4 separate regions of the Mus musculus genome follow, and all the other regions are linked to region 1. The links are chromatin loops, found by intact Hi-C in ENCODE. Cell type or tissue: heart. All regions are shown on one strand.

Evidence for each region. Peaks named below come from ENCODE experiments on the same cell type or tissue, not always from the same donor. Only the 100,000 strongest peaks of a DNase experiment are listed, where the experiment ranks them.
Region 2: it touches region 1 in a loop (6-fold over the local background); 3 of 42 quality-filtered maps call a loop at or near these places.
Region 3: it touches region 1 in a loop (1.9-fold over the local background); 5 of 42 quality-filtered maps call a loop at or near these places.
Region 4: a loop joins it to region 1, with 2.7 times the contacts of the local background. A loop is called at or near these places in 13 of 42 quality-filtered maps.

Annotation. Positions count from the first base shown.
Region 1 is chr11:31,866,628-31,874,627 of GRCm38, forward strand. It overlaps Cpeb4 (cytoplasmic polyadenylation element binding protein 4), which reads left to right and starts at 4,313. Exons shown (of 10, transcript NM_026252.4): 1 at 4,313-6,785. The coding sequence starts at 5,661. In heart, a CTCF peak has its summit at 4,842; DNase peaks (open chromatin) are centred at 3,814, 4,224, 4,774 and 6,394; H3K4me3 peaks cover 4,847 bases; H3K27ac peaks cover 4,753 bases.
Region 2 is chr11:31,792,400-31,800,399 of GRCm38, forward strand. No RefSeq gene overlaps it. Among named protein-coding and RNA genes, the nearest start is that of D630024D03Rik, 28 kb to the right of the region's middle. In heart, a CTCF peak has its summit at 4,093; a DNase peak (open chromatin) is centred at 4,042; H3K27ac peaks cover 1,846 bases.
Region 3 is chr11:31,709,822-31,717,821 of GRCm38, forward strand. It overlaps Gm39673 (a long non-coding RNA gene), which reads right to left and starts at 5,606. Exons shown (of 4, transcript XR_872338.2): 1 at 3,402-5,606; 2 at 1,698-2,669. In heart, a CTCF peak has its summit at 3,981; DNase peaks (open chromatin) are centred at 4,040 and 4,160; H3K27ac peaks cover 2,018 bases.
Region 4 is chr11:31,932,694-31,940,693 of GRCm38, forward strand. Cpeb4 (cytoplasmic polyadenylation element binding protein 4) reads left to right here. Exons shown (of 10, transcript NM_026252.4): 10 at 1-2,942. Among named protein-coding and RNA genes, the nearest start is that of 4930524B15Rik, 29 kb to the right of the region's middle. In heart, no CTCF peak of the experiment used is centred here; a DNase peak (open chromatin) is centred at 3,128.

The DNA of each region.
Region 1 (8,000 bases):
AGGCACTTCATGGGCAGCATGTCTCCATGCTGCGCCTCACCTTTTCAAACCAGTTGTTTGGTAAGGATGCATTAAAGAAGCTGGCTATTCCCACCCAAACAGCTTGTTAATTAGTGCTCTGTGCCAGAACTCTGCGGGAAGGTGGGAGGAAAACTCAGAGGCTTGCACACATTACAGAACATCAAGCAAGAGAAGAAAACAACCTATCATTAGTCATTAAAAATGGTGTGTTCTAAGTAGATATGCACCATTTTCCAGTTCTGGGTCTCAGTGAAGAGCAGAAGTGGAATTTGAGAAAAAATCTGTGCTGGGGGTTGGCTCCACCTCTAGCTCACTTTATGATAGCGAGTTGCAGGCACTCCTAAATGAGATGATTCAAAGTTATCCCATCCTCTCTTTGCCTTCACAGGAGTTGCCTTTAACCCTTGAGATCTTTATATTCATTAAAAAGTGTATCGTGGCATTTTATTAGGAAGCTCATTAATGTTGCTAGTCAAGTAGCTATTGAGTATTCATTTCCTATACAGTCAGCCTTTATACCTGTCTAGACTTACCTTTTTACTAAAACCAATACTAAAGACACTAAGTTCTTCAATTCAGTTAAAAACCTTCTGGGTTGCTGACTCTAAAAAGATAAATTGCTTTAAATATTTCTGCATGCATAGATATGAGCTTATATCATTTATGTTAGTATCTGGTAGCTTCTTCCGTAGGGGTGCCATACTTTTTAATGTGTCCCTATGTTTTATAGAAAGGAAAGGTACCAGGGCCCATGTACTGTATAACTCTTGTGGATCTCATTCATATACTAGTCTATGGTACCTTATGGAACTGCACTGTACACAATATAAACAGCCTTGGGTGGAGGCTATGACTGCTAAAGTCATTAGATAGGCTTCTAGGTAGCTTGGGTGTGGGCTATTTGGAAATGGCTGGCAATGTATGCTTCAAAAGCAGTAGTGAGGACATTAGAGCTCTAGGGGGCCAGAGTTTACCCTGTGTGATTATGGTATGAGAATTATGTCATCTGCCAAGCTTTAGAAGAAAGAGGCTGGTACAGACATTAACATTACTTCCTGGAAGGCTCCAAGTTTGGGGTATGGTTGGCTTCAAGACCTAGAGGGGGCTAGGCAGCAGCTAGCAGGCTATAGGCATTCCCTAGTCTATAGTTTCTTTAAGGGTCTGTATTCTAGACAGGAAGGGAGCTTTCAAAATTTATTTTTGAACCAGGTAGCACCTTAATGGTTGGGCAAAGAATGCTTTCCCTGCAACCTGCCAGCTTCCTGTTGAGCATACTTCATGGATAGGACTCCTACTGCAGGCTGAGTGCTCCATCCAGCTCTTATCTGCAACAATAGATCCCTTTAAAGATCCCAAATAGAGTCGCTGAATTGTTGTCATGGTTACCAGGGGACAGTTGCTGAGGCCACAATGTTTTCAAGAAGGATAGTCTTGGGTTGAATATCCTGAGTTTCTGAGTAGATTGCAGACTTAAAGGAACCGTTTCTCCCTTCCTTCTCTCTTCCTCTCAGTGTCTAACCACCAGCCTGACCCTTGATGACTCAGATGTCCCAGTGATCATCCTAGTCTCAGCCCAGACCAAACCTTAAACAAGTAGAGTGACCTGGTACGGAAGCACTGACTGATCCTGGAATGTCTTCTGCAAACCAAGAGAGGTTCCTGAACACTGGTCCATGCAACTTCTTCTAGGTAGAAGATGCCGCTGAAGCAACTCTCTGGACTCAATGTCTTAATAAGGAACACGTATCTTGATCCCTGCATGTGGGCACTGCGCTTACACAGACCTCATGTAACTCACTATCCTAGGAAGGTCTGGGGATACTGTCCACATGGCTCTATGGGGAAGAAAGGACTTGGAGTGGTGATGCTGAAGGCTACATAAGGAGGAAGCAGCAGATCTGAGTTCAAATTGAGGGCTGTTTGGTTTTCAGGTCAGTTTCCTCTAAGACACAGTTGCCATTTTAAGATACTGAGAAGAACTGATAGCTCCAAGTGACCCACAACCATCTACTGGACACAGAACATCCAGCTAGTCATTAAGTAAACATGTACTAAGTCTGTTCTGAGCCAGATCCTCTATTGGTCACTGGTGACATAAAGACAAATCACACACACACACACACACACACACACACACACACACACACACACACACACACAAATCACCCTTAAGAAACTAACTTACTGACACCCAGTAGTAATTTAAAAAGAGGAATCTTACAAGACTCTCTAGTAAGGGGAAGTTAGGGAAATCATTCTGAAAGAAATAGTACCTGGCTGAGCCAGCTCAGTCTCAAGGTATGTGTGTGTGTGTCAAGGGGAGCGGCAGAAAAGGAAAACAACAGAGTAAGATCCAACCTTACCTATGCTCAAAGAACTCACAGAACTGCAGAGGTCAGTATGATACATATACACGAAGGAGAATAACATCCCCGAATAAGATCCACATAGGCAAGCCATACAGGAAGTGTTGGAGAATTGAGACACTTGATATAGAAGGAAGGGTTAGATGACGGTGATGATGAGTCTTTGAGACAAGATGATAGCCCTGGCTAGCCTGGAACTTGCTTGATGTGTAGACCTGATGGCTTAGAACTCAGGGATTAAAGGTGTGTGTCACCATACTGGGTAGATAGATATAGATATAGATATATGATTTTGTTGGAATTACTTTGGGCTCTATCTTAGTTTTTTCTTCAGTTTCCATTTCCCAAAGGAAACATTTATTCAACACATATCTAAAACTTATGCTGAGGACAATATATTACTTCAGGCCCCAGCAGAGTAAACGATAGTAGGCCTATACAAAGGCAAAGACAGGGAGGCCTTGAGTAGACAGCAAATAACCAACATGTGAGCTCCAAACCAAATGGCATAAGAAACTAAATGATGAATTCAGATTTGAATATCAGACCTTTCAGAAAAGATTTCATTCTTGCTGCTTTTCTCTATGTATGTCTCCATTCAAGATTCCTCTCTGGTGCTTCCAATCTTCAATGTCAAATCTTTCGAGCAGTGGCTCTCAACCTTCCTAATGCTGCGACCCTTTCATACAGTTACTCGTGCTGTGGTGACCCCTCCCCACCATAAAATTACTTTTGTTGCTACTTCATAACTGTAATTTTGCTACTGTTATGAATTGTAATGTGAACATCTGTGTTTTCTGAGGGTCTTAGGCAATCCCTGTGAAAGGGTCATTGGACACCTCCCTGAAGGCATCACAACCCAGTTGTTGAGAACTACTGTTTTAAGCACTGATTTAGAGACATAAGCCACCAATGTAATATAATGCCATATAAAAGCATGAGCGGTATCGAGGGTCATGTATGCCTGTAAAAAGAGATTCCGAAGGCAGAGTAGGTAGGTTGGAGACTTACTCCTAAAACGAAATGAGAGTTTGCCAAGAGGAGACGACAAAGGCGTGGAAAAAGGCACAGAGAATACTGCCCACAGGACAATACGGAGTTTGGTCTTTATTCTCCAGGTAACGGACTGCCATTTTTAAAAAGGTATGAGCACAACAGGACCGTGACTGGAATTTCGTTTTTAGAAAAATCCCTCCGTTCTGCTTGGAAGGTGGAGTAGAAAGCTAATAGTTGGTGGCTCAGCCATGGACGCCTACAGCATCTGCATCTCAAAGGGAGGATGGGAGAGTAGGTGGTTCGGGTGGAGGAATGGAGACTGAAGGGAATCCCTCCGGAGACGTGCGTTCAGGATAAGGACTATGCAGTTCTAGGCACAGCACAGATGCCGGGAAAACCCGCCTCTCCTTCCATCCCTCGGGGGCGGAGCTCGGGCCAGAGCACGTGATGCCCGGGGCACCCACCTTTACTCAGGGCAGGCCTCTCGTTTATTCTAGGTTTCATGGGTTGCCACTTCGACCCCCAACACTTTAGCTCAGTGTTTCAGTGTGCAAGATGTCCATTCTCTTCCGAGCGTCTCTCTACGGACTTCCTAAGAAGCCTGCTTTGGGAACATAAATCGCAAAGGAATCTTTGCCCATAAAAAAGATGGCGGTGCACCGCTTGCACTGGGTGCGCAGACCCGAGGCCGACGCCGGCCCCGCTGGGCGAGGCGCAGGCGGAAGAGGCGGCTCTGAGATGACCAGAGACCTTCCTGGGTGGAGCTCTGAGGCTGGGAGGCGTGGCCTAGTCGGGATTGTGGTGTCGGATTGGTCTTCCGGCTGCTAGGCGTGGCCTCCGCAGCACCCCGCCCCTCCCTCATCGAACCGGAAGTGTCTCTCGGTCTTTCCAGCTGGTTGTCATTTCACTCGGCTCGGTCCTGAGGAGAAGGACTCAGCCGCGGCTGCGGGACCTGGGCACCGGAGGCAGTGGCGGCGGCGGCGGCGGCGGCAGCGGCGACAGCAGAGGAAGACGAGGAGGAAGAAGGAAGAAAAAGAAGAGCCAGACGGAGTCCGCAACGACGACAGCTGGGACTGCGGGACCGGGGAAAAGCGGCGGCGGCGGCGGCCCAGCAACCGTGAGGAGAAACAAAAGCCTTCTAAATTATAGTTTCCAATCAGTCTAGGGGAAAAGAGAGCGCGAGCCGAGGGGGGAGGCTTTTCTCCTGTAGAGTAACTACGGTAGCGGGGTTTTCCTTTTTGTCCATCCCCCTTCCCCCTCCCCCCGGCGGAGAATCGAACTGAGAGAACTGAACAAACCGCCCCTGGGTCCCATGAGGGAAAAAAATCCCGGAGCCGCAGAGAGGGGAAGAGGCAGAAACCGCAGGACCTTCCAGGTCGCCCCCTTGCTCCCCGCACCCCCGGGCCGCCAGCTTGCCCTTGTCCAGTCTCGCTAATCCCTCCTGATCGCGACACCCCCCAGAGGGAGAAACGGGTGTTTCCAACCCCTTTCATGGGGGAAAGGAGGCCGAGGGGAGCCCAAGAACAGCAAACGCAGCAAGATCTGCACCCGGAGCCCAAGGAACAGCCCCAGAGGCCCACACTGCACCCTACAAAAGAACAGAAACAGGACCAGGAACAGCAGAAATCTCCCTGCAATCATCTTTCCTTTAGTCAAGGCTGATTTCCTCTTTGGCAACCAGAAATTCACCTCCCGCCCCAGATAACCTAATATAATCTATCTATATATAAATATATAATATATAATGTTCTTAAATTATTCCTGATTTTTTTAACCAAGCTGCCAAGAAAAGAACGTATTCACCCCTTAATCCTATTCTAATTTTTATGTGAATCTAAACTGCTGAGGAAGACCATATGTGATTGTTAAATTTTATATATATATATTTTTACTCCGCACAATGCTTATTCTTCTATATCCATAGATGCTTGAGAAGCTGTGTTTTTGTCATTCATGAACATTTTCCTTTGGAAAAAGAAAGCGCCTATTTTACTAACCAAAGACTTGATTTTTACCTTTTTCCTTTTTTATTCCTTCCTTGAAATAAGCCCAATTGGATTCATATCAATATTTTAAGAGGTTTTTTTTTTTAGGTTCTTTTCCATTCAGAGAGACCAGAATTCCAAATCAGAGATACGTAGGGTGATAAGCTGTGATCTTTGAGTTAGCTATAAATAAGATACTTCAAGCAAACATATTTGAGATACAGGGGAGGAAAGACGTGAGACATTAGGTTGTCTTTTTTTTATTGTGAGATTCTGATCCTAAAAATAATAAATGGGGGATTACGGGTTTGGAGTGCTAGTGCAAAGCAATACTGGGAATAAATCTGCTTTTCCAGTCCGATTCCATCCACATCTGCAGCCTCCACACCATCACCAAAATGCCACCCCCAACCCTGCTGCTTTTATAAATAATAACACAGCTGCCAATGGCAGCAGTGCTGGGTCAGCCTGGCTCTTTCCTGCCCCGGCTACTCATAACATTCAGGATGAGATCTTGGGGTCAGAAAAAGCAAAAAGTCAACAGCAAGAACAACAAGACCCTTTAGAAAAGCAACAGCTCTCCCCGAGTCCAGGTCAGGAAGCTGGAATACTGCCTGAAACTGAAAAGGCAAAAGCTGAAGAAAATCCAGGGGACAGTTCTTCAGAAAACAGCAACGGAAAAGAAAAACTACGCATTGAATCACCAGTGTTGACAGGGTTTGATTACCAAGAAGCCACCGGTCTCGGGACTTCCACCCAACCCTTGACATCCAGTGCATCGTCCCTTACTGGTTTCAGTAACTGGTCAGCAGCGATAGCACCTTCTTCCTCCACTATAATCAATGAAGATGCAAGTTTCTTTCACCAGGGAGGGGTCCCTGGCGCTTCAGCTAATAATGGTGCTCTCTTGTTTCAAAATTTTCCCCATCATGTCAGCCCTGGCTTTGGTGGTAGCTTCTCCCCTCAGATCGGGCCTCTCTCCCAGCACCATCCTCATCACCCCCATTTCCAGCACCATCACAGCCAGCATCAGCAGCAGAGGAGGTCTCCTGCCAGTCCCCACCCCCCACCTTTCACACATAGAAGTGCTGCTTTTAACCAGCTGCCTCATTTGGCGAATAATCTTAACAAACCTCCTTCTCCATGGAGCAGCTACCAGAGTCCTTCTCCAACCCCCTCTTCTTCCTGGAGCCCAGGAGGTGGCGGCTACGGTGGCTGGGGAGCATCTCAAGGCCGGGATCACCGCAGAGGGCTGAACGGTGGAATAACACCCCTGAACTCAATCTCACCTTTGAAGAAAAATTTCGCAAGCAATCATATTCAGCTCCAGAAGTATGCTCGCCCTAGCTCAGCCTTTGCTCCAAAATCCTGGATGGAAGATAGCTTGAACAGGGCTGACAACATTTTTCCTTTTCCGGTAAGATGTTGTTCCATTAATATATTAAGATGAATAAGGAAGTAGTGTGGTGGAGTGTCTGTGGAATGAGAGAATCAGACTTGTCTGTGCTTACATTAGAGATCTTAGGAAATGAATCAGTTACCAGCCTTTATTTTAGCAAACGGGTGTAATTGGAAGAAAATAGTTAACTGTTTCTTGGGCCTTAATTTTTCCATTTATAATTACAGATACTGAGTAGTTAGTGATGTCCTAATTAATTATACCTTTCTTGCTTAACGAGAATTTTCCTCACTTGAGGAAGAATGGTAAAACAGTAATATGTAGCAGAAATGTATGAATTTTATTATGGAAACTAATGAATGTTTTCTGTCTAGGAAAATGACCTTTTTTTGACATTGTAAGGTAGGGAGTCACTGAAAGCAACGAGTTCCAGATTTCCTCCTGGTTATATTTAGATGTGGACCTTGCAGTCTGAGCAGTCTGAACTGATCAATTCAGCAATTCCTTTTAGACTTCTCTGCAAATTCTGACCTTTCTTGTGTCAGTAAGGACTACTAGTTAGGGAGAAATAGTACAGATGATTTCTTTGTCATGCTTAAAATGTATGTATGTATGTATGTGTGTATGTATGTATGTATGTATGTATGTATCTATCTATCTATCTATCTATCTATTTATTTATTTAGCAGTGCTGGGTATACCCGTTTCTTTTTGAATACCGTGAAGATGTTGGTTTCAGAAAGCCTGTTTTGTTTTTGGGGGGTTATTGTTTATTTTGTTTTTTGGTAGGTGATGCCTTTCACCTACTTGTTTATTTTCCAGTGTTAACACTAGGGGTGTAGATAATTAAACCATTCCTAAAAATAGGTCCAGGCAAAGATCACTTGTCTCTGTTGGTATTAGTATATCCTTTTTCTGGTAGGAATCACATTGTTTTTGAACTAATGAGCAGACAGTTTGTCTTGCAGAAACAAGGTAAAGGGAATTTCATGTCTTAGCTCAACATCACTTGCCACACTCAATTTCTATACTGTAGAACAGTCATTTCTATGTCTTTAGAAAATGTATAGAAAGTAGTAAGGTCCGTTGAGCCTGTCCTCATATTAACTGCGAAAGGTAAGTTCTGCCATTATCCTACTCACAGATGAGGGACATAAGCATGGGCTTAAAGCCATGTATACATGAATGTGTCATGCACATGTGTTACAGCAAAAGGTTTTTTTTTTTTAGATA
Region 2 (8,000 bases), 74 kb before region 1:
GTGATGCTGCAGATGCTGGTGATGCTAGTGGGAGGCTAATGATGACAAGTATTGTTCATTGAGTCTCCCACGCTGAGTTTCTCACACACTTCTGTGCTTCTATCTAAACCCCTTTCAACAGCCTTCACATTCTCAACAGCCCTTACCCACACCACTGTTTCAGGTTTGCTATTGTCATATACTGCTGCAATAACTTGAGGATGGGACCTAGTTCAAAGATTAAATTTGTGTATGTTTGTTCCTGTATACTTTGTGCACATAGCCTATGGTGAGTAGTGTTAACCACCAACTTCACAGAGACAATGTTTTCTGGGAGACAGGCCTCAGAGTATGCCTGGGCAGTTATTTTGATTGCATTCATTGAAGTGGGAAGACCTGCTCACTATAGGCGGCACCATTCCCTAGGATCCTGTAAGTAGAGAAAGGGAGCTGAGCAGCCACATGCATTTGTTGCCCTCTGCTTCTTGATTGTGGGTGCTACCTGACCATTAGCTCAAGCTCCTCCTGCCTTGCCTTCCCCACAATGATGGACTGTATCTTAAACTGTGAAAGTAAACCTTTCTCCCTTAAGTGGATATTTGTCAGAATATTTTACCAAAACAAAAGGAAAAGAGAAAAAAAACATAGCCTTAGGATAACTTTACACAAGTATGTAAAGGTATTTTTATGCATGAAACTAAGTTTGTGTACACTTCACCAGGAGAGGTCAGGCATGGGGTTTTTCACTCGTTACATCACGACAGTGCTCAAAAAAAAAAAAAAAACCTTTAGATTTTGGAGTATTTTGAATTTTAGATTTCAACCTGAAAAGCCAACACAAGCAAAGCCTGACATTTAAGGACCACACAGAAGACTTCTTCAAACCACTTCTTCATCCCTTTATTCTTGAGAACCATCACAGGGGGCAAGTATCATCACTCCCATTTTATAGATTAGAAAACTGAGGTAGAAAGAGGAATGTGTGGGTGTGATGGCTGTTCTTGGTTGTCAACTTGACTACAATTGGAATGAACTAAACACCAAGAGGCTGTGAAGGGTTTTTCTTGCTTGAAGTATTTGAAGTGGAAGACCTACCCTAAATCTGAATAGTTGAGGTGGGAGAATCCACCTTGAGTTGGGACCACACCTTTGGGTGGCGTCCTATAAAGAGGACATAGAAGGAAGGTTTTGCTGGCAAGTCCATTTCTTCACCAGTATTAGAGCCTACTTCTTTGAAATTCTGGTGTATATTGCCAAACAGTCAAGATGACCAGCCTTGTGGTCTGAACAACTATTGAGTTCTTGGACTTTCCTTTGGGAAACTGCCATTATTGGAAAAGTATGAGCATAACCCAGAAGCCACTCTAACAAATCCTGGGAGGGGGGGGAGCAATGGGCTATGCACAGACAGCTTGGTCTCCAGTTGAGCTGAGGTGTGGAACCCCAGTAAAACCCGGTGGTGAAAATTTTCACTTACATGGGACGGAAGGCCTTTCATCGGGAAGTTAGACGCAGCTCGTTAGAAGAAAGCCTATCCCATCGTCCAAGCACAGCCTTGATAGAGATAGTCTATGGTTTTAGAGCTTTATTGTAGAAAGGCAGGGGAAAAGAGAAAAGGTAGAAAGAGAGACTGGCCATGGCCAAGAGGAGACAAGGGGAAAAGGAGAGAGAGAAGAAAGGCTAGAGTAAGAGGGAGAGAACAAGGTGGGGCCAAGTAGCCCCTCTTATAGTGGGCTTGTTATCTTGCTGTTGCTAGGTAACTGGGAAGAGTCTAGCCTGAAGGTCAGAAGCTTGGGACATGGTGTATGTGATTGTTAGCCACATGCTTCTCCTGTGGGGGCCGTGGGGGCAGTATCTTCTACAGGAGCCAGAGGTCCAGGGGACATGAGGGAATGCCTTCTGTCCCATGTAGGTAAAAATTATCAACACCAGGTTTCACCAGCGTTCCACACCTCAGCTCAACTGGAGACCAAGCTGTCTGTGCATAGCCTATTGCCCCACATGTGTGTATATTATAGATTCAACCTATCAGTTTCTCTAGAGAAGCTAATTCAGTAGGCTTCAGCCATAAGTAATAGTGTGGATCCCAGAGCTTCCATTCTGATCTCAAAGCCCACACTCAGTCAACACATGATATGTAATGATAGAGCACAGACTCTAACTCTGTCGTACAAAGAACTCACAGCTACTAAGCTGTCAGATCAGCTGAACCACCTTCCAAGTCACATTCCCCAAAGGCAAATGCCTCTATGCCTTGAGCAGATAGGAACTGTGCATCTTCTGTGCCAGGCACACACACCATCCTTCCTTCAGTTAGCTGCAGCTGGGAGCTACAGGCCCAGCTCTGTCCTTGCCCAAGTGGGAAGGTCACCCCACAGCTTTAAGGGCTTCTGTTGAGCCCTGAGCTCAGGCTGGGTCTGTAGAACATCTAGTCTAGACCTTCTTTTTGCTTAAACCTCTACTTTTGCCAAACTCAGTTTCTTTAGCTATGCAGTTGAGCACTCCTAGGTTGCGTGGCTGAGCTTATGGGGTTCTAGTAAAATTTGGAGGAGATTGTGCAGTGAGAAGCCGAACTGATCTGAAGCCCCTTAGAAGTGGAGCTGCTTTTTATTTTTATTCTGTTTGTTTTGGTTTCTTTGTTTGTTGGGCACTGCTGTCTGGTGAGTTTAATTTTAACGTTGATATCTAAAGTTCAACTTAAATTGACATAAACTTATTACATGTTTTGTGGACATAGTATGATAATTCACTACATATATACGCTGTGTGGTGAAACTAAAAAGTTCGATCCCATCAAAGCAGAGGGTAGAGTAGGGGCGTGGTAGTTGCCTTTCTCCTGAGAATACCCAAACAGACAATCTGGAGGAGGAAGCATTCGGGCGGGGGAAGGAAGACTTACGTTATTCATGGTTTTGGTTTACCGTATTGGAAGGCAAAGTACAACATAACAGTTTATATTATGGCTTACGTCATGGTAAAGTAACCTGCCTATTCCAGCAAGACTCTGCTTTGTAAGTCCCCATTCACTCCCCAGGGATCTACCCAGGAGTAACAACAGATCTGGCAATTCCTAATATTATCTATGTGTACATATATAATTATGTATACATGTATTTAAAATTAGCAACAATTAAAGAAAAAAGGCTATGAATTCAAATGCAGGGGGTGCATAGGAGAGGTTAGAAGGAGGGGAGGAGGGAAATGATATAATCTCAAAAATTAAAAATTATAATTAAAACACAGAAAAGCAATAAAATAATGGTTTTGGAGCACTGGTCTTAACTTTGTTCTGTCATTCAAGCAGAGAGTGGGCCAGGTTTAGTGTGTTTGTGGCATAGGAAAATGGCTGTTTTGTTAACATCCTTGTGTGTGTGTGTGTGTGTGTGTGTGTGTGTGTGTGTGTGTGTGTGTGTGTGTGTGTGTGTGTGTATGAGTGTAGCCTCAACAATTAGATTGCTCCCAGCACCAGCTTCAGACCTCCCTGGGAGCTTTGTTTAATGCTGACTCCAGAAAAAGGATGAATGGTCCCATGTAATGACCACACCAGCCTACCAGGGAGATGTCCTGGAATCCCTAGGCTGCTGAGACCCACCACTCATTGTGTGTGCCAGATCTGCAGGAGCAAGAGGCTTTTCTGCAGGACTGATTTAATCCCTTATGCTATCTTTACTTGTTTTAAGTCTTATTTTTATTTTAAATTATATTATGTGGGGGGTTTTGTGGGGGATATGCTCATGAGTGGAGGTTTGAGCAGAGAACAGAGGTGTCAGATGCCCTGGAACTAGAGTTAAGGGTGTTGCGATCTGCCGAGTAATAATAAACAGTAATAGTTCTCCTTTGCATAAAAGGAGGTGGTTTCACCTTGTCACCAATCCTGTCCGAGCCTTTAAGCATTGAAGTGAGGCCCTGTGGTCACTAGATTGAGGATTATTAGAGACTCCAACCTCTCAGTGTATGGCAGAGGAGCGGTTTCTATTTCTGGTGCCCACTGTCATCTCCAGGGAAATGCCACTCAGCTGCCCCAGAGTCACAATGTTCTTATTTCCCTCCAGGGCCTGTGACTCAGCACACAGCTCCAGATGGCTTCCTGCACTTCTAGGCTCCTCTGCTGGGCGCTAATGGCAAGGAAGCGGCAGAGCTCTCCTGGCCCAGCTCCCCACCGGACAGCCCATTTGCACAGGCTGCTTTCTCCCCAGAGAACATATGCTCTGCACTCTGAAGGTGAGATCCAAGAATCACACCGCCCTGTGGACCAGGAAGATGGGGAAGGGAACTTGTAGAGCCCCCCAATCCTGTGTGGGAACGCTTATCATCTACCTCCGAAGCTTGCAGAGTTAGGGCTACCAGATGAAACAAAGAATACCATGGCAGCTCAGAATTTCAGACAAATTTGTTTGTTTGTTTTTGTCTTTGTTTTTATTATAAGTATGTCACAAATACTGCATTAAAATCTAGTTGAATGTCCTGTAACTTTACTCATAACCCTTCCAGCATGTCAAGCATGGAGCAAAGAAACCAGTGTGCTTTTGCTCCACTAAGACCCTATACTTAGTGGAATCTTTGCCATGAGATGCTCATAGTACCTGTGACAAACAGTCTTGCAGTGGGTGTGACAGCATGAACCATCTCAGCCAGGGAGTAGGGCACTTGGGCCTTTTGTCTATCACTTCAACTTTAAGATGCTCCAACGTTTGCATGCTTCTGGCTGCCTGGCACAGGTGTAGACCAAGCCACTGGTGTCACTTCTCATAAAGGAATAAGAAGTGTAACTTGTTAGTGGGTTAGAGCTGCACACTTAGCTGTAAAGTGTTCCTTAAAGCCTGCTTGACATGAGAAAACCACATGGGACAGTTGACCTGCTATGACTGTACTGCCACGGTCCCTCTTTGAATTTGAATGTCTCTGCCTACCAAAATATGAATTGTGTAAGGGGAGGGATTTGGGTCTGTTTTGTTCTCTAGCACTCAGGGTAGTGCCTGGCTCCCCTAAAGGTGGAACACTGGGTTAACTGAAATCAGCCTAATCAACAACATACGCAAAAATAATGCATGCCAGGCACAGTGGCTCACATCTCTGATCCCGGTGCTTGGAAATCGGAGGCAGGAAGGTCAGGGTCATCAGACTTATACAGGTAGTTACTGCAAGCTGGCCTGTCTCGTGAGACCTTGTCTCAAAACAAACAAACAAACAAACAACACCCATAAATAAATACACATTCGCAATCTATGTCAAGGAAGACTTTCTGGAGCAAATCAACTTCCTTTCCTTGCTGAGTTACAGTCATAACCCTGCTTTGTTTACAGTAATTTATACCAAACCCAAGCAGGGCTTCCATTAGCCACTACAAGTCACAAATACTCAGTGGTCAGAGCCCGAGGCTGACGTGGCTTTGACTGCTCTCTCCCAAACTCTCCATAGATCAGAGACTGTGTCTTTTTGTCTTTAATACATTTTCAGTGGCTCTGGTATTCGTCAGTGTTCTGTTGCTATGATACAATACCTGAGCCTGGGTAAACTATAAATAAAAAGAGGATGTCCATATTGTGAGTTGTTTGAGAGGCTGAAAGCCCAATGGCACATCACCAGCTCTGGTGAGCACACCCCTATCCCTACCCCCCACCCTGCTACCTTCTTTGCCTTGTGGCACATGGTGTCACAGCTGCAGGAATTCGTATATGGAAGAGCAAGACACGAAGCCCTACAGGTTCTTTTGTGAATCAACCTGCTCACACAAGATCTACTTCAACCCCTTCTAGAATGTTCTGTCCCTACAGACCTCCCACAGGGTCCCACCACTCAGCTTATGAACCAAATCCCCAAGACATGAAACCCCGGAGGACAAACCACATCAAACCCCAGTGGGCCACAAGGTACAGATGACTACCCAGTACTCAGTGTGAGGAGTCTGTGGTGAGGGCATCATCAACAGGAATTGCAGACAGGCTGCTGGAATGTCTTAGCACCCAGAAAACCTTGAAGTCATCCTGAGGTCACCTAGTAGCAGCTTCAGAGGGCCTGGTGTACCAGTTCTGGCAGCTGTTTTCAGGGCCCACATCCCAGCAGACCCCTCCTGCCATTCTGCACTGATTTCTCATTCTTTCATCATTAGTGATAACTCTCCAAGCTGCCCACCTCCTATCTCCATCACTGGCCCTACAAAGAGCTTGCCGAATGCCCTAGTTTGATTTCTGTTGCTGTGATAAAAACACTGACTTAGAGGCAGGAGACTTATTTGACTTTTAGTTTACAGTTTATCTCCAAGGCAGGACCCCAAGGCAGAAACCCAGAGGCAGAAATTGAAGCAGAGATTACAGAGCAACCTTATTGACTTACACCCGTGTACAATTTTAGCCACTTTTCTTACACAGTCAAAGACTGCCTGCCTAGGGATGGCACTGCCCACAGTGGGCTGTGCCCACAGGCCAATCTGATGAAGGCAATTTCTCAATTGAAGTTCTGTCTTCCCAAGTGGGTTAAGTTGCTAACTTTGATGGTTTGAGTGAGAAAGGCTTCAATAGGCCCATAGAGCAGAATTCTTAATTCCCAGTTGGTGGAACTGTTTGGGAAGAATTAGAAGGTGTGGCCTTATTGGAGGAGATGTGTCACTGGAGTGGGCTTTGAGATTTCGTAGCCCCCACAAGTTCTAGTTAGTTTTCTCTCTCTGTCTTTTGTTTACCAAGACGTGAGCTATAGCTACTCTTTCAGCACCATATCAGATTGCCACCATGGTTCCTGCCATGTTGGTCATGGACTCTAATTTTCTCAGACCACAAGTCCCCTATGAACTCTTTCTTCTATAAGTTGCCTTAGTCATGGAGTCTTTTCATAGCACTAGAAAAGTAGGACACCTGAAGCTCACTATGACACTGTCTGTCTCAGGATCATGTTGATCAGCTTCCCAATGTTCTTGCTTCTAGCCTCCTCTCTACAAATCTACCTTCACCACTGTCCCAGAGTAATTATTAACCAAAGGGTGTCTTCAGTCTTGTCCCAAATCTCTCATGAGATGAAATCCAGGAAGCCTAATGCTTACTCTTAAATTGTTCTACCTTTCTTTATAGGAGAGGAGGTATTCTTACATGGCCATTTCTAGCTTTGAATACCCATTACTACCATATTCATCATTTTGTGTGCCAACTGATCCCCAAATCATCTGAGATGTGGCTTTAACTCAGTCTACCTCTATGCTAGAATAGCCCAAACTTATACAGTATAGAGATTAGGACAGAGAGATGGCACAGCATCTAAGAGGGCTTAAGGACCTGACTTAGAAACACTAATACCTGCACAACATGCTGGGCTTGACTATGTGTCCACCTGTGACCAAGGAGGGGAAACAGTGAGCAGACACAGGAAATGCCTAGAAATGGCTGCCCAGCAGCCCCATGGACAAGTGGTGAGCTCCAGGATCAGTGAAAGGAGTGTCTCAAGGGGAGAAGGTAGGGAGTGATGGGGCAGGACAACCAGTGTCTTTGTGTGGCCTTTACATGTGCATACATGATATCATACACACACAGAGACACACAAGCACACGCATGCATGCATGAACGCACACGTGCACACACAAGTGCACTTCCACCCACACAAAAGCTGAAAGCATTCTATTTGACATTCTGAAGCCTGGGAAGTCTGAGATAATGGTGCTGGCCTCTCCTTGGCTTCAAGCTTATTGATCATGTGATCATCTACCGAAGGCATCATGGGAAGCAAACTCATGCATAAGAGGGAAAAAACAAACAAACAAAAAACAAACAAACAAACACATGAGGGAAAGATGCAATTTCTAACACACTTCTCCATGGAGGACAAAACCGGTCTACAGCATTTGGGAGGCAGAGGCTTTCCTGAGCTACATAACAAGATTCTGCCTCAAACAAACACACTCAAAGGAAAGCAAGCAAAGGAACCCTAGAACAACATTGGTTCTATAGGAACAGCACTGTGGAAGAAGACACAGTCAGACCATAGCAGCTCTTCTCCCACTTCCCACCTCTGGGGAAGCTCATTCACAAACAGCATGT
Region 3 (8,000 bases), 160 kb before region 1:
TGTGTGAGTATGTGTGAATGTGTGGGAGTATATGAGGGTGTGTGGGAGTGTGTATGAGTGTGTGGGAGTAAATAAGAGTGTGTTAGGGTGTGTGGGAGTGTGGGAGGGTGTGTAGAAGTGTGTAAGGGTGTATGAGGGTGTGTGGGTGTGTGTGGGAGTGTGTGAGGGTGTGTGGGTGTGTGTGGGAGTGTGTGAGGGTGTGTGAAGGTGTGTGGGAGTATGTGAATATGTGTGAGGGTGGGAGGGTGTGTGGAAGTGTGTAAGGGTGTATGAGGATGTGTGGGTGTGTGTGGGTGTGTGTGGGAGTGTGTGAGGGTGTGTGAAGGTATGTGTGAATGTGTGTGAGGGTATGTGTGAGTGTGTGAGAGTGTGTGAGGGTTGTGAGAAGGTGTGTGATGGTGAGGGAGTGTGTGAGAGTATAGGTATGAGACAGCATGAGAGAGTGTGAATAAGAGAAAACATAGTTGAAGGAGGTCCTTGTTTAAGCACTGTGAGAGTGGAAACATGAGAATACATGGCTTCCTGTGTGCATCTGTGCATATGTGTGTGTACTTAAGAGAAAGCATGAAGCAGACAGCTGATCCATGCATTCTCTATCCATGTGTGAAGGCGTGAATCTGACTGAGAGAGGGGACAAGAACAGAGTAGTTAGGCTAGCCCGACCAACGGGCTATTCCCAGAATGAGAATGGCCCCTATAGGCTCTTATGTTTGAATGCTTGATCCCAGTGGGTATGACCTTGCTGGAAGAAGTAAGTCAATAGGAGTGGGCTTTGAGGTTTAAAAAGACTCATGCCATTCCTAGTATGTTTTCTGCCTCCTACTTGCAGTTTGAGCTGTGAGCTCTTAGCTATTCCTGTTGTCATGCCTTCTCTTTGCCATCATGGACAGATCAAACCCTTCCTTCTCTAAGTTGCCTTAGTCTTGGTGTTTTATCACCACAATAGAAATACAACTGAGATAGCCACTATCTCCAGTGGGACAACACTGCTGTATGCAGCAGGGCCATGGACTCTAAGCTCCTGGGAAGACCTGTCACCCTGAGCCTAGATGAGGTGATAGCAGCTCCTGCTCTATTGGGTTTGCATGAGAGTTAAGTGACTCACAAAGTTCTTCCTAGGACCAAGCACATAGAAGTGCCCAAGTCACCGACAGTGGTGTTACAACACCTTTAATCCCAGCACTTGGGAGGCAGAGGCAGGTGGATTTCTGAGTTCGAGGCCAGCCTGGTCTACAGAGTGAGTTCCAGGACAGCCAGGGCTATACAGAGAAACCCTGTCTCAGAGAAGAAGAAGAAGAAGAAGAAGAAGAAGAAGAAGAAGAAGAAGAAGAAGAAGAAGAAGAAGAAGAAGAAGAAGAAGAAGAAGAAGAAGAGGAGGAGGAGGAGGAGGAGGAGGAGGAGGAGGAGGAGGAGGAGGAGGAGGAGGAGGAGGAGGAGGAGGAGGAGGAGGAGGAGGAGGAGGAGGAGGAGGAGGAGGAGGAGGAGGAGGAGGAGGAAGAGGAGGAGGAGGAGGAGGAGGAGGAAGAGGAGGAGGAGGAGGAGGAGGAGGAAGAGGAGGAAGAAGAAGAAGAAGAAGAAGAAGAAGAAGAAGAAGAAGAAGAAGAAGAAGAAGAAGAAGAAGAAGAAGAAGAAGAAGAAGAAAGGAGTGCCCAAGTCAATAACCCAAGCTCTCCCATCCCCAGCAGCCCTGCTGGAACCTGGGTCTCACGCTCTCCTTGCATTGAGTGCTGTTTCAGTGGTCAACATCATCCCAGAAGCTCTGAAAGACTCGCGGTGGAGGGACACTTCACCCACAGGTATCTTTCTGGTACCTAACACAGGTTGGCACAGAGTGGGATACAGCAAGCATTAAAAATGAATGACAAATTGTAAAACAGTAGTTTCTTTGCCTTCTCTTCTCCCCCATCTTTCTTCCCTGTTTTCATTTGACCTGGATCCCAATAGAAGGGCTGGTCTTTATGTTAGTTAGCTGAGTTACCTGAGCTCCCTGGTAGAATGAAGGTAGTACCCAGAACCCGGACAAGAAGTAGAATTACTAAGACAGACCTGAGGTTCCCTCAGACTACATGGCGTGCTTAATGTCTACCAAATAGCAAGCACTGTTTCTGGAGCAACTGGGGATAGTCTGGGCCCCAGTAGCTCTCACATTGAGCCCAGTGACTTGCCCTCAGAAAACAAGCAATAATGATAAAAAAAAAGTGTTTGTTTGTTTCCAGAGTAGCTACATTAGGGAGAGAGATGGGGTGTCAAGTGCCCCCCTCCCCTGAAGTCCATCTTTGGGGTCTTGAGATGAAGTTTTAGTTTAAACAAAGAGCAGAGCGTGAATAACTGAGGAGCCCTGGGGAAGGTCGGGTCCAGCCATCCCTGAGCCATCCTTGTCTCTGCTCCATCCTGCCTGCTACTTGGCCGTCTGACAGCTTGTCAACACTGAGTGAAATGTCCTTCTGGGGACTAGAGCCCCCTCAGCCTTTTCCTTTTCCAAGCCTGAGGCTCCTAGGGCACTTTTAATTTCTTGGAATCCACTATTTCAGTATTCTGAGAGCTGGATATGGGGGCTTCTACGTCCTTTGAGCCTCCTCATTCCAGCTGTGGTGGGTTTCCAGTTCGTCTGCATCTGCCTCTGCCCGTCATCACTTTCCTCAACTCCGGACTTTTGAGAAAAGATTCATCTTAAAAAAGGAAAAAAGAAAAACAAGAATGTCAAGGCTCGTTTTTACTTTATATCATTTAAAGATCTCATTCCTCATCCCAAGCCCCCAGATGAGGCCTGCTGGTTTCTTTCTATTCTGCCATAGTGGCCAAGTCTTCGAACTTGTTTATTGCTGTTGAGTTTGAGATGTTAGCAGACAGTGTCCTTTTGCCAGATGTACTCTTAAAATTGTCAAAGAGCTAAGAAATCCTTATAGATGGATGCATGACAGCTTTCCCCGCCCCTTGCCCCCCCCCCCCCCGAGCCTAAACACCTACTGTGGCCTGAGACCTGTGATCCTTGTCCTCTGGGCTAAGCCCTACCATATTTTCCGAAGCTGAGGCTGAGATTGAGGCACCAATATGAGAAAAAGAGGCAGCAAGCAGCTTTGCCCCCTCCACCCCTCCATGCTCCTTTCTCTAAGAAATTGCTCTCTTCAAGCAAGAGAAACACAAGCTCCCTGAGAGTGGACGGGTCTACGCAAAGAGGTCTGTCTGCAGGAGAGGGTAGCTCACTGAGAAGCTAAGAGGCCTGTCTGCAGGGGAGGGTAGCTCACTGAGAAGCTAAGAGGTCTGTCTGCAGGAGAGGGTAGCTCATTGTGAAGCTGCATTTGTCTGAGTGAGACAAAGAAAACTTTTTTTTTTAAAACTGGGACACAGGAAAGAGGTTAAGACAAGCTCATTGCTTAGAAATGAGAACAATAGGAGTCCACCTGACCCTGGCATGGCCATCAGCGTCCACTCCTGGGCGTCCGAGCTTGGCACAATTATCCTGCAGATCATGATGATTCCAGGGGACAGCGTTTTCTGGTTTTGCCTGTGACTTCCATTTTCTCGTTGCTGACAGAGCTGTCTTTGTTGCTCTTCCTCTTCTGAACGACAGCTTCTGGGACTGGCTTATGAAAAACTGGCCTCCCACAAAGGCTGACGGTCAAATGCAGCAGCCAGCTCATCTTAGCTGCTTCCGTGAGAACTTCTCCTACAACTCATGTGGCTTTTCTTTTTTCTTATTCTTTTTTTTTTCCTTTCAATTTTCTTTTTTTTGCCTTGGAAATGGGCTTCATGGCTATGGTAGGCAATTAAATTTCCAAGCTGGAGAATGCCCATGTCCTCTGCCAGGAACTGCTAGAGCAAGCAAGCCAGGCCACGGGCTTTGAATACTTGGCACGGAAGTGGGGCCTCTGATACACACAGTCTCTCCCAGGATGGGCTTCCCAGAGGAGTGTGTTTGTCTTTGTTCTGAAAAGGAAAGTCCAATCCCATCCCAGCACTAGCTACACCACAATCCCAGAGCTAGGTGGCACCTCCTTTCCAAAGCTGGGCAATTGCCTGGTTCGCTAAGTGTCACCGTTGGCACGGTGCCATGGAGGGTTGGCTTCCAGCATGCAGGTCAGTTCTCAGGCCTGCCACTCAGCTCTCCTCAGTGGCCCCAGCCTTTGGAAAACTGCTATCTCTCAGAAGAAAGGAGAGCCCTGTGTTCCTGACCCAGCCTTCTCAAGCTGCTGACTGAATCACGGGGTTTGGGGCTAGCATCTAATTTCCAGAGCTGCTGTGAGCAAAATGCTAACACTTGTTCCAGAAGCAGGCTGGTGCCCTGGCTGTAATTCTAGACTGGGGGCCACTAGAGAGGAATCCAGGCTTGGTAGATTATACGTGCACGAGGCAGGGCAGTGGCCTGAGCCTTCCTGCAAGGGAAGGGACGTGTGTGGATGAGAAGGTCCTGAGAACTCATAGGTGCTTGGATAAAAAGTGGGACCAACTAATATGAAAGGAAAACGCTGGAGGGCTTCTCTGAGGAGTGACCTTCTAGGCAAGCCCTCCTGGGACAAGGGGCCTGTGGCTCCTTTAGGAATGGCACGGAAACTGGAAGGGGCTAGTGAGGGGTGGCAGTAGAGATGAAGTAGGAGCAACAGTGTTAGTCTGAACATTCTGTGATAGCTTTAGAGCTAGGAGAAGGACTAAGCTGGCTTGTTTGAAGGTCTCTGGTTTCTTGGTAGGGAGATGATTGGAGGAGGTGGGACTGTTTGTGGAAAGCTGCTTCAGGCCCTCGCTGTATCTTTGACAGACAGAAGGCATGGTCCATGAAAGAATCTGGGCTTCCTTCTCTAAGACTTCCTTCTCTGCTACACCAGAGGCACTCTGGACACTAGGACAGGACAGTAGAGATCACCTGGAGCGGTCATTTATAAGGATGGAGATGTCTGTCCTGCCCTGAGGATCTCTGTTGCAGCCTGGAGAATACTCTCCTTCTTGGGGACACTTGCATAGTTTACAGGCAGCAATACCAGACCCCTCAGCAGCCACTCTTACCAGGGCCTGCAGTAATCTGTGTTAACTGTGTAGTCTGAGTTCCTCTTACAGGATAGAATTTACTAATGTGTTATGCAGAAGAAAAAAACATTTCTCCATTAACACCAGCCACTCCGGTATACCAATAAGCACATTAAGAAAAGCGTAAAATTCTTCAAGCTGGTCTAAAGCAGCAATAAGAGAACTATGTATGTATGTGGGAAACGGAGGAGAAATGGCTCTCGAGCCCTTGCCTATTCTGAACATGGAGAGTCAGCTGTGAGGGACTGACAAACATATCCAAGCAGAGTTTGCTAGGCAGGTCTCAGAAAGCGCCTTGTTCTGTGTCAGAGATCTCATTCCTTGCGTGCTAACAGCCTGGTAGTGACCAGCCAGTGACATCAGAGAATGGTGTACAGTCGAGCAAACCCCTCTGCAGTGTCCATTTAGGGGGTGAAAGGTCACATGAGTGCTTACAACAGGGTATGGTATATTAGGCAAAAAGCACGTGCCTGGCTTCATGGATGCCCAGGACAGCAGACTAATTGTCTATATAAATCATCACTGATGAATTTAAAACACCTCAGGGGGCTGGAGGATGGCTCTGTGGTTAAGAGAACAGCAACCACACGGGGGCTCACCTCTGTCTGTGACTCCAATTCCAGAGGATCCAATGGCTTCATCTGACCTCTATGAGCACTCTGTGTATATGGTACCCAGACATACATGAGGACGAAACATTCGTACAAAAACAAACAAACAAACAAAACAATGACAACAACAACAAAAACCAAAGCATGTCAGATACTTGCACACAACCTGTTTCACGGAATTCCAGAGTGAGCATCAACTTCTTGAGCTCCGTACCCATGGAGTCGGCCGAGTGTCGAGTGAACATACTTAGGAAAACCCAGTTAAACAAACTTAAGATACAAGATACAACATATGCCTATAAAGACACCCACAGATTCGTTCCTCTAGGTAACAGACACATGCGTTATGAAAGAGGCTATACACCTATTGTTTTTCTGGTTTTAACTATGTCATTGATTTTTCAATGTGATGGACCAGTGCATAAAAATATAACTGATAATGAAAGTGTAAAACTCCATGTGATGCTCTAGAATGGCTGCTCTAACTATAGCTGTTCATTGAGATGGATGGACTTTGAAGAGAGAGAGAGAGAGAGAGAGAGAGAGAGAGAGAGAGAGAGAGAGAGAGATTGAACATAGAATGTCACAGTCATAGGTGAATAGGGGACTTAACTGCTGCCCAGTCAAGGGCTCTGTGTCTATGTGAATTGTGAACAACCAACAGTAGGGAAGTCCAGGCCATGGAAAGAATGCTGTTGTATTGGGAATACCTGCTGGGACCTTGGCAGGAAACAACGTCACACAAGATTCTGTAGAAGAGCTCTGGACTTCAGGTATAGATTTAGAAAATGAAGAGAACAGTGCAGTTTGAGGTGGCTCAATAAACCAGGCAGTTTATTGTGGTGCTAGTTAAGTTTTGAGTTATAATAGCCAGCTCCTAACCTCTCATGAGGTGGCAGGACATTCCACACCACGTGATTTAGTCTGGGACAGCCTGAGTGACAAGCAGCACAGAGGAGCCAGGTACTGGGTAAATCAGGGGCTGTGGAGCTATAGCATGGCATGAGAGAGCTGCGGGGGGGGGGGGGAGCTTGGCCTGGTTTCCTCAGGATGTAGAGTTTGGCCTCTGACAGTGACCAGTGTCTTAGAGGCAGGTCCGTGAACTAACATGACAGAGACAGACATCTCCACCCCATTTCCCCCAAGCCTGGGTTCTAGGTACATACTGGGGTTCGAAAGGCACTTGCTGAGTGACATCTCCTGGTTCTTGTGTCCCAGAACAAAGACTCAAACTGGGGACACATGGATAATGATTATCTATTAACACAGCATAAGGCATTCTCAAGGCTGGGACAAATTCTGCAGTTAGATTCTCTTACATGTTAATCTTGATTCTGCTGGAACCTCTTGCTGGGTCCTGTTCTCTGACATCGCCTTGTATAGAAGAATTTCTTACCTCTGTCTCCTGCTCTGTTTCTGTAGAGGTAACAGACAATAGAATCTTAGGGTCCAGCAGACAAGCGTCCTGAACTTCGGCTTCTGTTTTTAGGAGCTACTAGTTGGAAAGGATGGGGCTATGCCTCGTGGCCTGCAAGTCTGCTGGTGTCTACTTGGGGACCTTCCAAGGATAGTAGCCTCTTTTTTCTCTCTTCTCCCGGAAGTGGCCACATTGAATACATCTCCTTTTTCTGCTTCTCAGTGTTCCTCAGCATACTGGTAGTGGCTGATGTTCTCATTGGGGGTTGCCAAAACCCTAATAGCTGGTTACACCGTGGGGACAGGAGGCACTTAAACTCTGCTCTGAGGCTTGGGAAGTGCTGAGTGACTTTTTAATATTTTTTCTCTATTTCCCACTTTGTGGCAGGAACACGAACCTACAAGTAACTTTAAAATTGCTCTCCAGGAGCCATTGGGGTTTGGTGTTTATTTAAGCTGCATTAAGGTAATGAATTAATTAATGCATAAATTAATGCATTAAGGTAATGAAGATTTTTAATCTTAGTCTTTTAGCTTGAAACAACTGTGCCAGGTCACAGGACAGCCTAATTTTAGAGATGAGCCCAGCAGTGTCTCCGGTCTGGCAGGAATGAATGTTAGTGATTATTATAAGGTAACTCCCCCTTTGCATACAAGACCATTGCAACAGTGGTCCCCGGGAAATTAGAATTTCCCCAGAAGTCTCAGTCTGGAAGAAGGAAGCATGATGCACACCAGTGGGAGAATTTGGATCTCAGAAAGAGAGTTCACACAGTTCTGAATATTTGTCAGACTGCTTTGAAAGACCAGAGAAGACAGACCATGATTGGCAGACTCTCACTTGACCAGGACTACTAAAGTATGGATTCCTCTTGCCTCCATAACAATCACAACCTCACATCAGGATCCCAGTGATAGACTCGGGGATGGAGGGGTCCATGGGACTCTTTGTTT
Region 4 (8,000 bases), 66 kb after region 1:
GTAATTGTGTAAATCTGTGCAAAAGTCCGTATGGTTATCTTACTCTTCCTATAAGGTACAATAACATACACTTTCCGAACTTAGCATGGGACATAGTGTTTGAAGTGCCAACTTCATCAAGTAATGCATGCTTTATTATAAATACAACCCTAGCTTTGAAAGATGTTCTTATGTTTTGAACAGTCTGCTTCGGGGGTAAATTTAAAATAGTCTCTTGAAGCCCCGGTCATGGAAGTAACTTTTGGTTTAATTGACATTCTCTTATTAAATGCCCTACCGTAGTTCAAAGGATTACTATCAGTGTGCAAAGCATTTAACAGCAGCAGTCTAAGTGCAGTCTTGCTAGCTGTGCTGCCTAACAGTACCATCTTGGATCCTTCAGAACCAAAGACTTGCCTGCAGTGCTGTCACCGCCTGGCTGGTGACCCTTCTGCTGTCTGTAGGAAAAGCAGCCCTTTATTTTTAACACAGGCTTTAATGAACTACACCTGTTAAGTTCCAAAGGTCAAAATGGAGGCACTTGCTGTCTAAGAGTCCAACAGAAAGAGGGAGCCACTGTCAAAGAATCCCCTGCTAACAGAACAGCGGAGCAGCTGTGTGGTGGAGGGTGCTGTCTCTCGTGTAGCTGGTCAGGGACGTTTTTTGTTTTTTTCTTTTCTCCTGAACTACATGATTCTAATTGGAATGTTCATTTGCCTCTTTTTCTTCCTTTAATGCTTGTAGGTGGCTTGGGGTGTGCTATTGTGCTGGTCCTACTCAGTAAACAGGTGTGATGAGTTAACAAGAACTAACACTGCTTGAGAACTAGCTTTGAGTAATACTTTTCCCTTTGTACACGGCCTGCTGAATTCCGGTACAGTGTCTGTAGCTGACTTATTTTGTCATGCACATGATGTACATTTGTTATGCACTACTTTTGTATACCTTGTTTTTCCAACAGTGAACATTTTTAGGCACACTTTTCACTGACGGGATATCTCTTTATGCAATACCTCAATTTTTCATATTGCAAAGAGTAGCTTTTTGTACTTTTATTACTGAGAGATCTTCATATACTTCATTTTTTAATATAAATAATTTTAATAAATTTTATTTTCTTATATTCTGCTTTTTATACATTTCAGTGCTCTGCATACATTTTAAATTATGAATGTTGTGCACTGGCAATGCTATTTTAGAGTCTGCAGAGAAGAGAAAGCATGTTGCTTAAACATCCTTCCCCAGCACCAGCTACTGGTGTACCTATAATTTAAGAAATAGTCTATGTAAAGTCACAAATTAATGAAAAAAATTCGCATGAAAATGACAAAATAACACTGTAGTTCCTAAAAAAAATTAAATGCATAACCATAGGGTAGAAATTTAAAATAACAAAATTGTCTACAGCTTCTTACTAAGTTTTTTAAATTATTCATAAAATGCAGACATTTTGGGTGAATGTTTAATCATTTTTAATCTTAATTAATTGATGTTACATGTTTGATTCAGAGATGTCTGCTCTTTTAAATTCTATATAATAAAACAAAATCGCCTGCCACAGGACAGGTTTGTAATGTTAGTATGCATGACTAATGTAAGAAATTGTTATTCTGCTAATATTTACTTGTGATTGTGTGACAAGCGTGTTTACAGATGATTTGGTTCCACTTCTTTACAGGGCATAAACAATGATTATCTATTACTCTGAACTTTATGATTACATGTCCTTCAGATTACATGGGATTGTAGCTGGGAGTTACCATGTAACTCAAACATTATTAACATGTAATTAGTTTACAGGTTTTAGGGTATCACTTCAATTTACCAAGCATGTAGTTCTAGCGCACTAGCATGGCACCAGCCATGTATTTACAATGTAGTTACAGAGTAATTACATGGTTATTTTTGCAATGTAAAATAAAGTGTTTCTGATTATTTTCTATGTAAAGGACCCCCCACCCTACCCGTGCCCCCTGGCTTTGGTATAATATATTTACTTCTCCATACACAGACCTCTGCAGAATGCAACATAAAACTTGCAGTGAATGAACTTAGCATTTTATGAGAGTGCTGTTGGAAAGACTTGATAATTCACCCCTTTTTGTTTTGAAGAGTTGAATCTTCTGTTAAAAGGTGATTTAAAACTTGAATGTGATGAATTGTGGCAAGCTCACTCCAGTTATGTGCAATACTTATCTCACACTTTGGAAGATCTTTGCAGTGTAATTCTTTGTTTTTAATTGCAGACATTAAAAAATGTCATTTTCTACTGTTAAGAGTAATCCTCTTTCTTGCTGGTGTTTCTAAAGAAAAGAATCAGAAATCAATCTTTCTACTAATGTAAATTTGAGATTATTTTTAAAAATGGAATAAAAGAGGTTTTGGTCATTTGCTTTATTTTATTATCTTATTTTAAAGCTACTGTGATTGATAGCATTGTAAGAATTGGGACAATATTGTATTCAACTGTTTTATTTTTTATATTTTTAAAATTTAAAGTATAATTAGTTTTTATAATTTCATCAGATTTTTGTTATATTTTTTTGGAAGTGAAACTTTTAGCAAGTGGGTGTCTAGTTTTTACTAATCCCTAATTTTTCCAGTGTATTGCTCATATTATCAGAAGGGAACGTTATTTAAGTGCGTCAGTTAATTGTACTACTTGGCTGAATTTCCATATAGTTTTTACTGTGTATGGGGAGGTTGTAGTATTTATTCTAGCATTTTAAATAAGGGTAATTCATTTTTTATTAAAGTCATTTTCACGTTAAGTTCCTATTTTTGTATGTTCTACTCTTAAGTTATATAACACAGTTTCTTTTTTAAAAGAGTTCATTTGTTGAAGTGCTAGTGGAAAATTAATGTTATTAAATAGTTTGCAAATGACTATTTATACCAGTATGCATATAATTTTTAAATATTTGTAATGTGAGATGTTGAATGAATAAAACTTTTAACTCAGATTTCTTTTACTATACTTATTTCATTTTAGCATAAGTAGACTCCCTTTTGGGAATATGACATTTTTAGAACACTAAGAATGTCATGTTGGGCCCTGGCCGAACAAACCAGTATGAAAAAGTCTTTAATCATGTGAGTGCTCATGGCAGGCATTCCTGGCTTCGGGAAGTTGTAAGAGCTGTCAGCTGTAGTGTCTTTGGCCTGGCTGTTAGTTCATGTGCTGCTGTGTGGTGTCTGGGGGTGGGGTGTATCAGCCTGCAGTCTAAGTGTTCTTTCTTCCTCCTGGAGATTGACCCCTGCACCCCCATGTGATAAGCACATGCTCTACCACTGAATCATCTCCAATTTCAAAACGTTGAACTCTCGGGACTTTGAGAGACTGGGGTTCTAATCCCATAGCTCAGGAACTGCAGGTGTTCTCTTTTATTTGGCCCATGTCTCATGTAGACTACTGAGTATTGTGATGTGTTAATACTTATGTTTTAAGATACATTTAAGTTTTCAATGATAAGTTAACAACAAAGTACACCCGTGAATACCCTGTTTGGGAAGTAACGTATCTGCACTTCCCTCCCATGATAGACTATTCTCAAGAATAGGACGGCAGGAAGCAAATGGACTGTGAGATGTTTTACTTCTCAGGTTTTTCCCCAGCATGGAAACCAGCCACTGGGAATTGTGGGGAAGTGGGCTACATGGCGTATTTTTGCCCCCGGAGTTGTGGGTTGCAGGAGCTTCAGCAGAATAGGTACTGCTTTCTCTTAATTGGCAATTTCGAAGACTTGTCTTGACAGTATATTGAAACTGCCCTAGGGAGCCCATGCTCCTATCAGTCACACTCTGACAGCTGTTTCCATTGTCCACCCATATGTGACAGGTTCCAGGTTTGCTTCTATACCCTGCCACGCCCAGCTAGTCTCTTTAATCCCTATTTAGAGGGCTAGAAATGAGAAACTATTCTGTTGCTATTTGAATTAGCTTCCACTGACCTGGACCAGCACTTATATTTGCCACAGACACAAGCATATCTCCACATAAGCCACCAGCTTTGAGTCTGCCATCCTGGGTACGCTGTCTGCCTTCTGGGTCATATTGCCTCCTTAAAAATTATCCTCTGAGAATTCCCTCAGTATTCTCCCTCCCTCATATTCCAAGGATGGGAACTGCAAAGATTTGAAAAACTAAGAATTTGGGATTTATCTCACCATTCCAGGTCTCTTATTAGAGAACATTTCTGTTTTGAGATGCCATGAATCTTCTCTGGATAAATCCAAATCGTTCTCTAGTCAATTGGGCTTTACCACTGGCCGTCAGGGAACATGTCTTACTGTGATTGCGTGTGGTGACGAGTTACAAAAGGACTACTTGTCTCATGGAAGTTAAAAATGAGCATCAGCATCAAGTCCAGGATGCAGCACAACATCCATGGTTTGTGTTGCACAGTCTTCGATTAGGTGTCCGTGAGAGATGATGTAGGCAGATGGGGCCTAAGGGCGGTGAACTGGGGACACAGATGCTGGGATCTAAGCTTGAGCCTGCTTTATCCTCTGCCTTCTATTTCAGGAACTAGAGCTTTGATGCCATACAAATGTCTGTGTGATCAAGCAAATGTCACCATTTTAAAGAGATTATTTTCATCTCTTCTCCCACACCTCTGTGATATCAAACACAGAAGAAAAAAGAACCAGGCAGACCTAGAAATGATTCCCTAGAATCTGCCAAAGGCAGCAAGGCATCTGAGCTCATTCTGAAATAAGTTACCCGTAAAAATAGCTGGGGTGGGGAGGGATCCGTCATTTAAGTGTGTGAGGTGGCGTACATGATTTTAGGTAGCAACTAGCAAAGAGCTGATGCCTCCATCTTTGGGGGAATTGAGGCACACTTAATATGAGAGGGCCACCTGAAGCTACATCTCATGTCATCAGCTGTTGAAAGATATGATGACAGTGACGCGGGGCAGGATGGGGAAAGTGGAGCAGCCATAATTATCATTTGTCTCTCAGCAGCCCTGACTCCACAGTGCCCAAAAGATTTGGTTCTAGGAAAGAAATCAGTCATGGCCATGCACCTGTACCCATCAGTAAGACTACACCCTCAGAAGGACAGGCTATTTAAGTATCCTATGGGAAGGCAGACAGTGTAAGCAATTGTACACCACAGCTATGACACAGTAAAGCCCAGATTTACATTCTCATCTGTCAGGTCCCTGTTGTTTTCCCTGTGGTCCTCAGAATCATCACTGCCACCAGATCAAGGTTAAAAAATAAAACTGGGCCAGGCAGTGCTGGCGTGTGCCTTTAATCCCAGCATCCAGGAGGCAGAGGCAGGTAAATCTCTTGAGTTCAAGGCCAGCCTGGTCTACAGAGAGAGTTCCAGGACAGGCAGGGCTACACAGAGAAACCCTGTCTCAAAATAATTAATAATAATAATAGAAGAAGAAGATAAATAAAAACAAAAATTAAAAATTAAATTGGATTTTGTTTTGTTCTGTGTAAAAGATTTGGAATTTTTAAAAAGTGCCAAGCTCCTCAAATTCGGTAAAATATTTTTATTAATGACAAAAAGGAGTAACAACAGGCCATATGAGGGAGAGTACTCAAGAGCATAAACTGTTTTGGAGGGCTTGCTTTTACAGGGTTTAAGAGTAGGGGAAGTTTGGTTACTAAGGGTATTTGAGGGTGATTTTTTTTCTGTATTGATTACTGCATTTGGTCATAAGCGTTTTTCTATTTTTTCATGTACCTTCCCACAATGCATCTGCTTGTTTTTCATTTTTTTCTTTATGCTCCTGAGAGCAGTTTTCCCCTCCCTCCCTTTCTCCCAGTGCCTCTACCTTTCCCCCAGATCCCCTTCTCCTCCCATTCCCCTTCAGAAAAGGGGAGGCCTCCCAGGGATATCAACCAAACACAACATAACAATCTATAGCAAGACTGGGCACACTCCCTCATACCAAGGCTAGATGACATAATCCAGGAGGAAAGGGTCCCACAGCAGGCAAAAGAGTCCGAGACAGCCCCTGCTCTCACAGAAGAACACCAGGCTACCCGGCTATACCGTATATGCAGAAGACCTAGGTCAGACTTATCTATACAGCTTCTCTGATTGTCAGTTCAGTCTCTGAGTCCCTATGAGCCCTGGCTGGTTGATTCTGTGGGCTGTGTCTTGTGTCTTTGACCCCTTTGGCTTCTCCAATTCTTCTCCCCTCTTCCACGGGATTCCTCAAACTCCATCTATGTTTGGCTGTGGGTCTCTAATGCATCTGATTTTAATCATATACGTCTTCAATTATTTGTTAAGCATATGGTGATGATCAATAGAATTTTCCCCTAAAAATTCACACAGGGAATGCAATTTGTCCTAATCACAGTGCTCTCAAAACTAGTTTATGCCTAGTTGTACTAGAGTACAATTAAATAGAAACTGATAATTGTTGGGAGAGGAGGAGACTCCACTGTTCAAGGTAGGGAGGTATACAGCTCAGCCCAGGTCCTGGCTTGAGAACAGGTTGGTAGGTGTATTGTTTGGAGAGGGGTGTGTGCGCGTAGTCTATGCAGGTGAGGGTCTCAGAATGCCAACTGCATCATTAAAAGAGGGGTGTATGCATAGCTCACACCAAGCAGAGTCCCTATGTTTGCCTGCCTCTGTGTGAGTGAAGATAACACCTGCTGGTGTTGAGGTAAAGCTTCCCTCTTACCAAGGCTCCCTTCAACCTTCCTAACATCTAAGAAGCTATGTTCTATAATTACACTCAGCTTAAGGTGAACAAGGTCCAGATTGGTTAGGCAATCTGTAAAGCAGGCTTTCAACCAGGCACACAGATTGCAGGTCCTGTCTCACCTTTTTGTAAATTTCTTTTTTCATTTTTTTTTAATTTATTGACATTTATTTTATTTATTGACATTTCAAATGTTGTCAGCCTTCCCAGTTTCCCCTCTACAAACCCCCTATCCCCTCCCCCTCCCCCTGCTTCTATGAGGGTGATCTTCACCCACCCACCCACTCCTGCCTCAGTGCCCTAACATTCCCCTACCCTGGGTCATTGAGCCTCCACAGGACCAAGGGACTCCTCTCCCAGTGATGCCTGATAAGGCAATCCTCTGCTATATATCTAGCTGGAGTCATGGGTCCCCCCACCCTGCCATGTGTACTCTGGTTGGTGGTTTAGTCTCTGGGAGTTTTGGGGGTCTGTTTGGTTGGTATTGTTCTTCCTGTGGGGTTACAAACCCCTTCAGGTCCTTCAGTCCTTGCCCTAACGTCTCCTTTTTGTAAATTTCTAACCTATGAAGAAGTCGTCGCTAAGACGTTATGCTGAGATGATGTGCGTCGTCTCCTGAAACTTTGGTTTGACAAGAGTGCCTTTAACAATAGCAGGGTAGTGACTCTGAGGGAGTCAGGTCCCCCTAGATTGTTCAGACATGTTTGAATTTACCAACACCACATAGGTGCCAAGAAAGGATGGCCACCTGGCTAAGTACACTGCTGGATGCTGGCACTTAGGTGACAGAGACAGAACAGAGGGAGGAGGGAGAATAGTCAAGGACACTTTTTAGTTCAAACAAAATCCCACTGAGGAGAAAGACTTCAACTTTTTTTTTCCTGTAAAACTTCATAACCAAGCGTCTTACACATGTTCCATATTGATTCCCTGGATAGTCTCTGTGATACCACAAAACTAATTCTGAAACCCGCACAGTAGCAGACACTATTTTTTCCCAATTTTTTATTAGGTATTTTCTTCATTTACATTTCCAATGCTATCCCAAAAGTCCCCTATACCCTACCCCCTCCCCTACCCACCCACTCCCACTTTTTGGCCCTGGCGTTCCCCTGTACTGGGGCATATAAAGTTTGCTAGACCAAGGGGCCTCTTTTCCCAATGATGGCCGACTTCGGTAGCAGACACTTTTGCACTCTGTCCTTGTGAATTTTTCAAGTCAGTTTTTGCTTCTGCCCTGGAATGTCAGCAGGGTCAAAATAGATTCCTTTTGTAAATTTCTAATCTTGATTTTGTATATATTCACGAAAGAGAGAAAAGTATTTGCCATTTTTGGAGTAATGGG